2 separate regions of the Homo sapiens genome follow, and region 1 is linked to region 2. A link is an interaction called in ENCODE POLR2A ChIA-PET data of the cell type or tissue named here. Cell type or tissue: MCF 10A. All regions are shown on one strand. Each heading gives the region's core, and the rest is flanking DNA. Links, peaks and the distances in the headings are about the cores only. Region 1 overlaps LOC105371543 (a long non-coding RNA gene). Region 2 has its middle 110 kb from the start of LINC02093.

Region 1 (4,403 bases), core at 302-4,301, 54 kb after region 2:
TTTTTTTTCCTCTTTCCTTTAATCAGTGCAACCAAAGAAAACCACAAGTAACTTTGACTTTCAGGTATCAAAAGTGGTTTTCCTGGTCTGTGACAGGTTTAATTGAATGTCTGCAACAGAGGATGGAGATTGATGCGTGGGCAGGTCTGCTGCCCAGATGGCCTACCTAGCCTTGTTTTGCTTTTCAATTGAGCCAACATTGAAAATGAGAATATTTCACATAAACAGGTAGAGTTCTGGCTTCTCTTAAAATATCTGACAGTTCCTAGCCTACACACTCACGTGATTAAATTGAGTAGGAACTGGTTAGTGACCTTTCTCTTTAGGACACACATTCTAACTCCATTTGGACTCAGTATTGTGTCTTTGACTCTGAGACCAAGTGGCAGTTGTATTTATAAGCACACATGGAACGTTGGATTTCTCAATAAAGGAAAACCCTCCTCCCTGACCATGTCTCTATCAAAATTCAGAAAGTAAAAGATAAGCTAAGAAGGTTGCTTGCGTGCTTTAAGAAAAATGGGAGAGAGCACCTCACTTGGAGGAAAGTTAAGGTTCTTTAGTAATTGCCTGTCACATCAGTTCACTCATGCTATCACCTTCCTGGTTCCAGAAGGTATTTGAGTTTGAGATCCCTGGCATAGAGCTTACTCCTGAAATATTTGCCCAACAGGAAATCTAACTTGAAGTTTTTTCTAGTAAGAGAAACCATCTCTGTAACTTTATCCATCTCATTCTTCATCAAAGCATAGCTCTGTCTCTAGGTGACTGTGTCACACCCCTAGTCATGCTCATGATCCCATTCATTCTCAGCTTCTTGGAGTTTTGCTTCCAACACTAAGTCCATCTGTTTTTTACATCTCTACTCTTACTGCACAGATCTCATCAGCTATTAAGAAAACTATTACTTCCCTTTACTACTGCTGTTTCTCCCTTTCATTGCCCAGATACTTAAGCAAATGGTGTGTGGTCCCTGCCCCAAGTTGTGTGTCATTTATGCCATCTGCTACACTTACCTCAAGCCAATTTTGATTCCATGCAGTCTGGGGTTCATTCCAATAACTTCCTTGATTATTCTCTCATCAAGATCGTCAAAGATTTCCTTCTAGCCACTTCCAGTTACTTTGCTTTCATTGAATGTACTGGGCTTTTAACAATACTGAGTTTCCATGCTTTTTTGAGAACTTGTTGCCCCTGGATTTCATGACAATAGATAACCTAGGTTTTTCCACCTCCTAACAGTAAATGGCTTCCTAGCTTCTTTATTTTCTACAAAATCTAAACTTACTCCTATGAAGAGTTTATTTGTATTTACAGCTCTTATGATTACATATATCTCTTATGCCCCCAAGTTATGCATCTTTACAGAATCCTTTAACCAAATATATGTGTAAACCTTTTAGATTTTAAGGTTTTAGATTATAAAATCTTTTAGATTTTAGATTCACTTACAATTAGGTTAATTAATAGTGTATCATATTCCCAACTGCTAATGTTGATATTATTAATTCTACTCTCATTTTAGGCATAAACAACTCCAGAGAAGTTAATATGCACCTGCTCATGAATGACTAGAAAATAGTGTGAATTTCAGCTTGACGGCTGCAAAAACTTGGTGCTGGGGAAGGCAACAGCTGACAATGTTGATCAGACACCATGAATTAATAGTAGGAAGTCCATATGGTGATAGAGACAGAAAATCTTATTTCAGTTCAGAGAATCTTAATCAGCTCTGTCACTTAATTGTTACATGACTTTATTAGCTATACTAAGTGATTGCTCTGACCTGTTTTCTTAGCTTTAAAATGAACAATATAATAATAATTAAATTACTTGAAGTTAGGATCTGAAGTACACTTTTTGTTTGTGGCAGGAATTGGTATTCTTGTTCGCCCTGTCCATGCCACTGAGATTTTCTGTCTTCCTTTTCTGTTCTCCCTGTTCCCCCAAGCAGCCTTGCCGTGAGTGTGACAGAGCACTAGCAAGCTCCCTAACACTGAGAACTCCTGCTGGGGGTCTGGTCTGTATGCCTTATCCCTAGGGAGGTGATTATTCATCCGCTCAGCTGGAACCATGATGAGGTGCTGTGTCATCTATGTGGGTGGCTGTGATTTTTGAGACGTTCCTGCAGCTGTGACCCATCCTCATAGGGAACTCCTTTGGATACTGAAATAAGTTCCTTGTTATTCCTGATTTCACTGGCTGCAATGACCACTTCAGAATTTCTACGTAGGAGGGTCCTAGGGTCAGCCTTTTGTATGGGGGGAAGGATTTGTCTAGGAGCCTTCCTTAAAACTGCACACGAATGGCAAGTTCATTATTTTTACACACATTCCTTGTTTATTTGAGGGGACTGGAAGGTGCTCAGGAAAACCTACTTCCAAGCCGCTGCGAAGCACCAGCTACTTTCATTTTGGAATTGACATTTGTACTACTGACCATTTCTCTTTTAGGGGAGTGGCATAGCCCTGTGGTTGGATTGTTTCCACCAATTCTGACCTTGGCATGTCCAGCTCCTTCATTTCTCATGTGTCCATTTGCTGATGGTCCCACAGTATCTACTGGCTCTTCCTGAGACGTGACACATTCTTCTAAAAATGATTTCATCCTCCCATCCAACACCATCCATCTGTTAATAAAATGATCATTTTGTTAGCAGCATCAGCTCTTTCTTCTCTTAAAAGGTCAAGCCATTCCTTAAATCTGGTAGAATATTTAATTCCTTTTGCCGATGAGATCCGTAATGGTTACCCCTCTTTAGTTGCCTCTTTTAACCTTGATACACCTGGCTAGAAGTCTATGAATTTTATGAATCTTTTCAAAGAACCAGCTTTTGGTTTCACTGGTTTTCTCTATTGAGCTTTTGTTTTAAATTTTGTTGATTTTTTAATCTAAATTTTAAATTTTATTTTATTTTAGATTCAGGGGGTACCTGTGCATGTTTGTTACGTGGGTATATTGCGTGCTGGTGAAGATTGGGCTTCTAGTGTGCCCATCATCCAAAGAGTGAACATCGTACCCATGGGCAATCTCTCAACTCTCTCACCACTTCCTACCCTCACTTAAATACTTTTTCTTTCTTCGTGTTCATTTTAGGCTTAAATTACTCTTCTTTCTCTAGATTCAGAAGGTATGAGATTGGACTTGGATCTTCTTTTTCTGACATATGCATTTAATACTATACATTTCCCGCTAAGCACCATTTTTACCGCATGCCACAAGTTTTGGTAAGTTGTATTTCCATTTTTGTTTAGTTCAAAATAGTTTCTTTTTTGCTTTTTTTTTTTTTTTTTTTTTTTTTGAGACAGAGTCTCGCCCTGTCCCCCACGCTGGAGTGCAATGGCCCAATCTCTGCTCACTGCAACCTCTGCCTCCCGGGTTCAAGTGATTCTATTGCCTCGGCCTCCTGAGTAGCTGGGATTACAGGCAGGCTCCACCATGCCCAGGTAATTTTTGTATTTTTAGTAGAGACGGGGTTTCGCCATGTTGGTCAGGCTAGTCTTGAACTGCTGACCTCAGGTGATCCTGGCCTCGACCTCCCAAGTGCTGGGATTACAGGCGTGAGCCACCGCACCTGACCCTAGTTCAAAATATTTTCTAAGTGTATATTGAGACTTCTTTTTTGATCCACATATTACTTAGAAATATGTTGTCAAATCTCCAAAAATCTGAGAATGTTCTTTTCTTTCTGTTAATAATTTCTAGTTCAAGTCCATTGTGGTGTAAGAACATATGTTGTATGATTTCTATATTTTAAATTTATAAAAGTGTGTTTTATGTCCTGGAATTCAGTCTATTTTAGTGACTGTTCCATGTGAGCTAGAGAGAAATGTGTATTCTGCTATTTCGGGATGGTATATTTTATGAATGTTAATTGTGTCAATTTGGTAGTGCTTTCATTAGCACTTCTTACTAAGTTAACTCTTGGATGTTTTTATAAATTTTGTTGCTAGTAAAATGCCAATTTATTATTTAGTATTTTGATCCTCAGTACATCATATATACTGAACAAATATTTGAAAGAAAAATGAGGTTAAACGCTTATACTTATTTCATTCACTCCTCTTATTTTATGCACTATAAAGTATGCCAGAAAGATAATGTGGCTTGGCCGAGATCACTCAGCTATACATATTTTTTAATGAGAGTACCAAACAGGTACAATAAGAGTGTAACAGTAAAAAGAAAAGTAGTTTACTGTCCAACAGACATGGGTTTGAACCTTGGACTGCTCACATACAAACTGAGTAACTGTGGCCTTTCTGCATCTCAGTCGCCCAATCAGTAAAAATTGTGAACCACAACCCCAAGCTTGCAGAGCTGTTGTGAGGATTAAATAACAAATTGCATTAAAAACACAGCCAACGCTGAGCACAGGACACTGTATGTGTTTCAAAAGTGCT
Region 2 (4,403 bases), core at 282-4,281:
AAACCCTGATTCTACCAACAATACAAAATTAGCAGGGCGTGGTGGTGCATGCTTGTAATCCCAGCTACTCAGGAGGCTGAGGCAGGAGAATCACTTGAACCCAGGAGGCGGAGGTTGCGGTGAGCCGAGATCACACCACTGCACTTCAGCCTGGGCAACAAGAGCAAAACTCTGTCCCCCAGCACCCACCAAAAAAAAAAAAAAAAAAAAAAAAAAGAGCAGAGGTAGAGATGGGGCAGGTAAGTTCTGCAGAACTGGGAACAGGGACCTAAGCCTCTCTCCAACAGGACAGCCATGAACTGGGTTGATTGTGTTGAATTCTGTAGCTTCCCATTGTCATTTCTAACTCCAGGGAAATGCATTTAAATGGTCAGGAGGTACCTTCTATAATGTTTACATATATACACACACACACACATACACACATACATATAATTCAAGTTCTGCTATTTGTTATTCATATGTGACGGCAAAGGCCTATAATGTATAATAACATCTAATGGAAATAGCAACATTACGTTTATAATACAGGTGTGGTGAGGTGTAATAGTGGAGCTGCATTCACAGCACACATTTGTACACGTTTGAATTGCCTGGGCTATGAGGCTGCTGTGCTGATAGCTGCTCTCCCAAAGTGCACGTGTGTATCTTTTCAGGATCTTCTTAAATTAGGTTGGTGCAAAAGTAATTGAGTTTTTTGTCATCAAAAGCAATGACAAAAGCCCCAGTTACTTTTGCACCAACCTAATAACTCAGAAATAAATGAAATTGAGGCTTTGTGTGGCTGGGGGTATGGAGAGTGAGCTCCATCACTCTCCCCTAATGTCTGCAGCCCTGTGATTTGCAGTGAGAAGCTCCTTGCTCTCCTTTCTAATAATTCCTGTTTGGGGTTGCAGTGGCATTTTTGCATGTTGTGGTTTGCTTCCTATGCTATGATTGGTTCACATCACTGCCTTTGAGTTCCAAATGCAGGAAAGCTGAATCTACTGCCTTCTTCTCCATCCAGTGCTGAGATCTGCCTTTTGGGATCCTGCCCTGAAGCCAAGGACAGCAGGATGAGAAATGAACATCTCTGTAGCTCCCCAGAATAAGACACCACCCAAACTTCAGTCCTTTCCCTAGCAACTTCTGGGGCTCCAGCCCAATTTGTTATATACAAACATGCACCAGAATTTGGCATTCCCTGGAATTAAGCCAAGTCACAGGCCAGACGTGCTTATTAGTTGATAATGAATTGCATTTTACATATTTATGCATTGGATATGTATTTCACTAGCATGCGTTTGCTATATATTTCACTTGGCAGTTTCCCAAACATTTTTATGTCCAGTGTCTCAGACACAGTGGTGAAAATGTACATAGGTTTTGGTAGAGATGGACCTGGACTTCCCCACTAGCCAGGGATGTGACTCTGGACAACTTAGGAAACCTCTCTGTGACTCATTTTTCTTGTTGGAAAAGGACATTTGTAAAATAGTCTCCCTTACAGGATTGCCTTACGGACCAATTGAGAGTCTTTATATAACATTCTTAATCTAATACCTGATATCCAGCAGCATTTTAGTTACTATTAATAATCATGGTACTATTATTAACTCCACAAGGGCCACATGCTTATCCCCATGTAATGGATGAGGCAAGACAGGCTCAAGAAATTGAGTGACTGTTTCCATGCCACACGCTGAAGCAGTGATCTCAAGAGGCCAAACTCAGTGACTTTTCCCCTATGTTTTTATTGACTTGCATTTTAGTAATTAGTGCCAGGCCACGCTAGACATAATCAATCAATCTATCTATCATGTATCTATCCATCCATCCATCCATCCATCCATGTACCTGTTTATCTATCCATCTGTCCATTCATCCATCTATCCATCCACCCATGTATCTATCTATCCATGTATCTATCCTTCCCTCCTTCTATCCACCTACCTATCTATCTGTAGTTTTCTTTTAATCATACAAAGATTCAATCATTTTTATAGCAATAACTGGCTGTTTGTTTTTGCAAACTCAGCCTAAGTTTACCTGGTCTTTGTGTCATGTTTCTCTAAAATGCAAATTTTTTTTCTTAAACTCACAATTTTAGGAAGCATTTGTGCAGCCTATTCCCCTTCATGGATTAAGTTAGAAGAAATCAGACAATTTGATTCGGTACTTGGTGCTTTAGGTATTTTATCTAAATTGGCAAAACACTCCTTGCCCCTCCAAAAGGAATACTGGGGTCCTGAGCATGCATTAGCTGTGGTTTCTGCGGGGGCTGGTGTCACATCGGCTTCCTGAACAGAGGTCTGCACATGAAGGGAAAGAGACCTCATAGCAAGTACACAAGCCTGGCATGGAATCTAAACACTCTTTAGTCGAATGTCAGATGACAGCTTGGATTTCTGAGTTTTCTGAGTGTGATCTGAGGAAGCGGGCCTGGCCTGCCACCCACGTTTTTGGCAAGCAATGAGGCTTACAACTGACTGTCCTCCAGTCGGCTCCTGTGCATGAGCGTTTTGAAGGACTTCGGCAAGAAGCCAAAGTGACATCATTGCTGCTGTTATCAGATGGGATGAAGTCCACATGTAAGGGCCCCGGATTTGGGCTGCTTGGGTTTGGATGGGGGAGGGGCAGGAATCTCACCAAGAGTCTTTTCTTGATACCTGAGTCCACCTGACACCGAGTGCGTGCTCAGTAAATATTTGTGGATATGACCCACTGACCTTGGAAATCAGCTGAATTTCAGAACTGTCCGTTCATTCTAAAGATAGCTCTTTGATTCTTTCACTGATTAATGAGTCAGGCTCCGTCTTTCTACCACCTCCTGAAATGCCCACGCTCACTAAGAGTCTGCGTGCTGCACTGCCAGACACACTTCATTTGGCAAAACTTAGGTTATGAGCTCACAATGTCAATTCAGGAAACGCAAGATGTATTTATCTAAGAGATCTTTTGCTTAGACTCTGTGCTAACGGTGATTCTCCCACCTTGGGATAAATGTAAATGTTTTGCCTTTTCATTTTGAAGATTCTTATTGTCAATATCAGTTTGTAGCTAAGGTCTGCATACTTTCTCTGGGTGAAATCATCATTCCCTATATTTCCATCTACCATTTCCATGATGAAGACTCCAATATCTATACCTCCAGGCCAAAACCCTGTTATTCTTCATTAATTTTATCAGATCTACCTTCACAAAATTTATTATGACCACATGCCACATGTTATAATTAACTTAATTTTTTCCATTAAATGGATTATCTCCTTCTCTATCTAACTAGATATTTTTAAAACAACTTTATATCATGAGCATATAAATAGAAAACCCAGCTTCATCCATGTCCCTGCAAAGGACATGATCTCGTTCCTTTTTATGGCTGCATAGTATTCCCTGGTGTATATGTACCACATTTTCTTTATCCAATCTATCATTGATGGGTATTTGGGTTGGTGCTGCAACGAATATATGTGTGCATGTATCTTTATACTAGAATGATTTATATTCCTTTGGGTGTATACCCAGTAATTGGATTGCTGGGTCAAATGGTATTTCTGGTTCTAGATTCTTGAGGAATCGCCACACTGTCTTCCACAATGGTTGAACTAATTTACTTCCCACCAACAGTGTAAAAGCGTTCCTATTTCTCCATAGCCTTGCCAGCATCTGTTGTTTCTTGACTTTTTTTTTTTTTCAGACTGAGTCTCACTCTGTCACCCAGGCTGGAGTGCAGTGGCATGACCTCGGCTCACGGCAACCTCCGCCTCCCAGGTTCAAGTGATTCTCCTGCCTCAGCCTCCCAAGTTGCTGGGACTACACGCGCACACCACCATGCCTGGCTAATTTACATTTTCAGTAGAGATGAGGTTTCGCCATGTTGGCCAAGCTGGTCTGCAACTCCTAACCTCAGGTGATCTACCAGCCACAGCCTCCCAAAGTGCTGGGATTACAGGAGTGAGCCACCAAGCCTGGGCTGTTTCTTGACTTTTTAATAATCGACATTCTGACTGGCATGCAAACACTGCACGTTCTCACTCATAAGCGGGAGCTGAACAATGAGAACACATGGACACAGGGAGGTAAACAACACACACCGGGCCTGTCGGGGGGATGGCGTACAGGGAGGGAGAGCATCAAGATAAACAGCTAATGCATGTGGGGCTCAATACCTAGGTGATGGGTTGATAGGTGCAGCAACCCACCATGGCAAACGTTTACCTATGTAACAAACCTGCATGTTTTGCACATATATCCTGGAACTTAAAATAGAATTAAATTTAAAAAAAAAAAAAAAAGAAAAGATAACCCAGCATTACTTACCATAAATAGCAACTATTTAGAAGTTCAATACTCTAATTTCTCTTGAGATCGTATAGCTCTTTCGCTTTTTACTATTTAGAAGTTGAAGACACCAAACGGCC

Evidence for each region. ChIA-PET counts read pairs that join two places held together with the same protein. Peaks named below come from ENCODE experiments on the same cell type or tissue, not always from the same donor. Only the 100,000 strongest peaks of a DNase experiment are listed, where the experiment ranks them.
Region 1: POLR2A ChIA-PET joins it to region 2 with 6 read pairs; 2 of 35 experiments call an interaction of 5 or more read pairs at or near these places.

What each region holds. Positions count from the first base shown.
Region 1 is chr17:13,360,588-13,364,990 of GRCh38, reverse strand. LOC105371543 (a long non-coding RNA gene) reads left to right here. Exons shown (of 5, transcript XR_934238.3): 3 at 3,122-3,227. Among named protein-coding and RNA genes, the nearest start is that of LINC02093, 56 kb to the right of the region's middle. RefSeq lists an enhancer at 1,775-2,276. In MCF 10A, for the core only: no CTCF peak of the experiment used is centred there; no DNase peak of the experiment used is centred there.
Region 2 is chr17:13,414,374-13,418,776 of GRCh38, reverse strand. No RefSeq gene overlaps it. Among named protein-coding and RNA genes, the nearest start is that of LINC02093, 110 kb to the right of the region's middle. In MCF 10A, for the core only: no CTCF peak of the experiment used is centred there; a DNase peak (open chromatin) is centred at 2,556.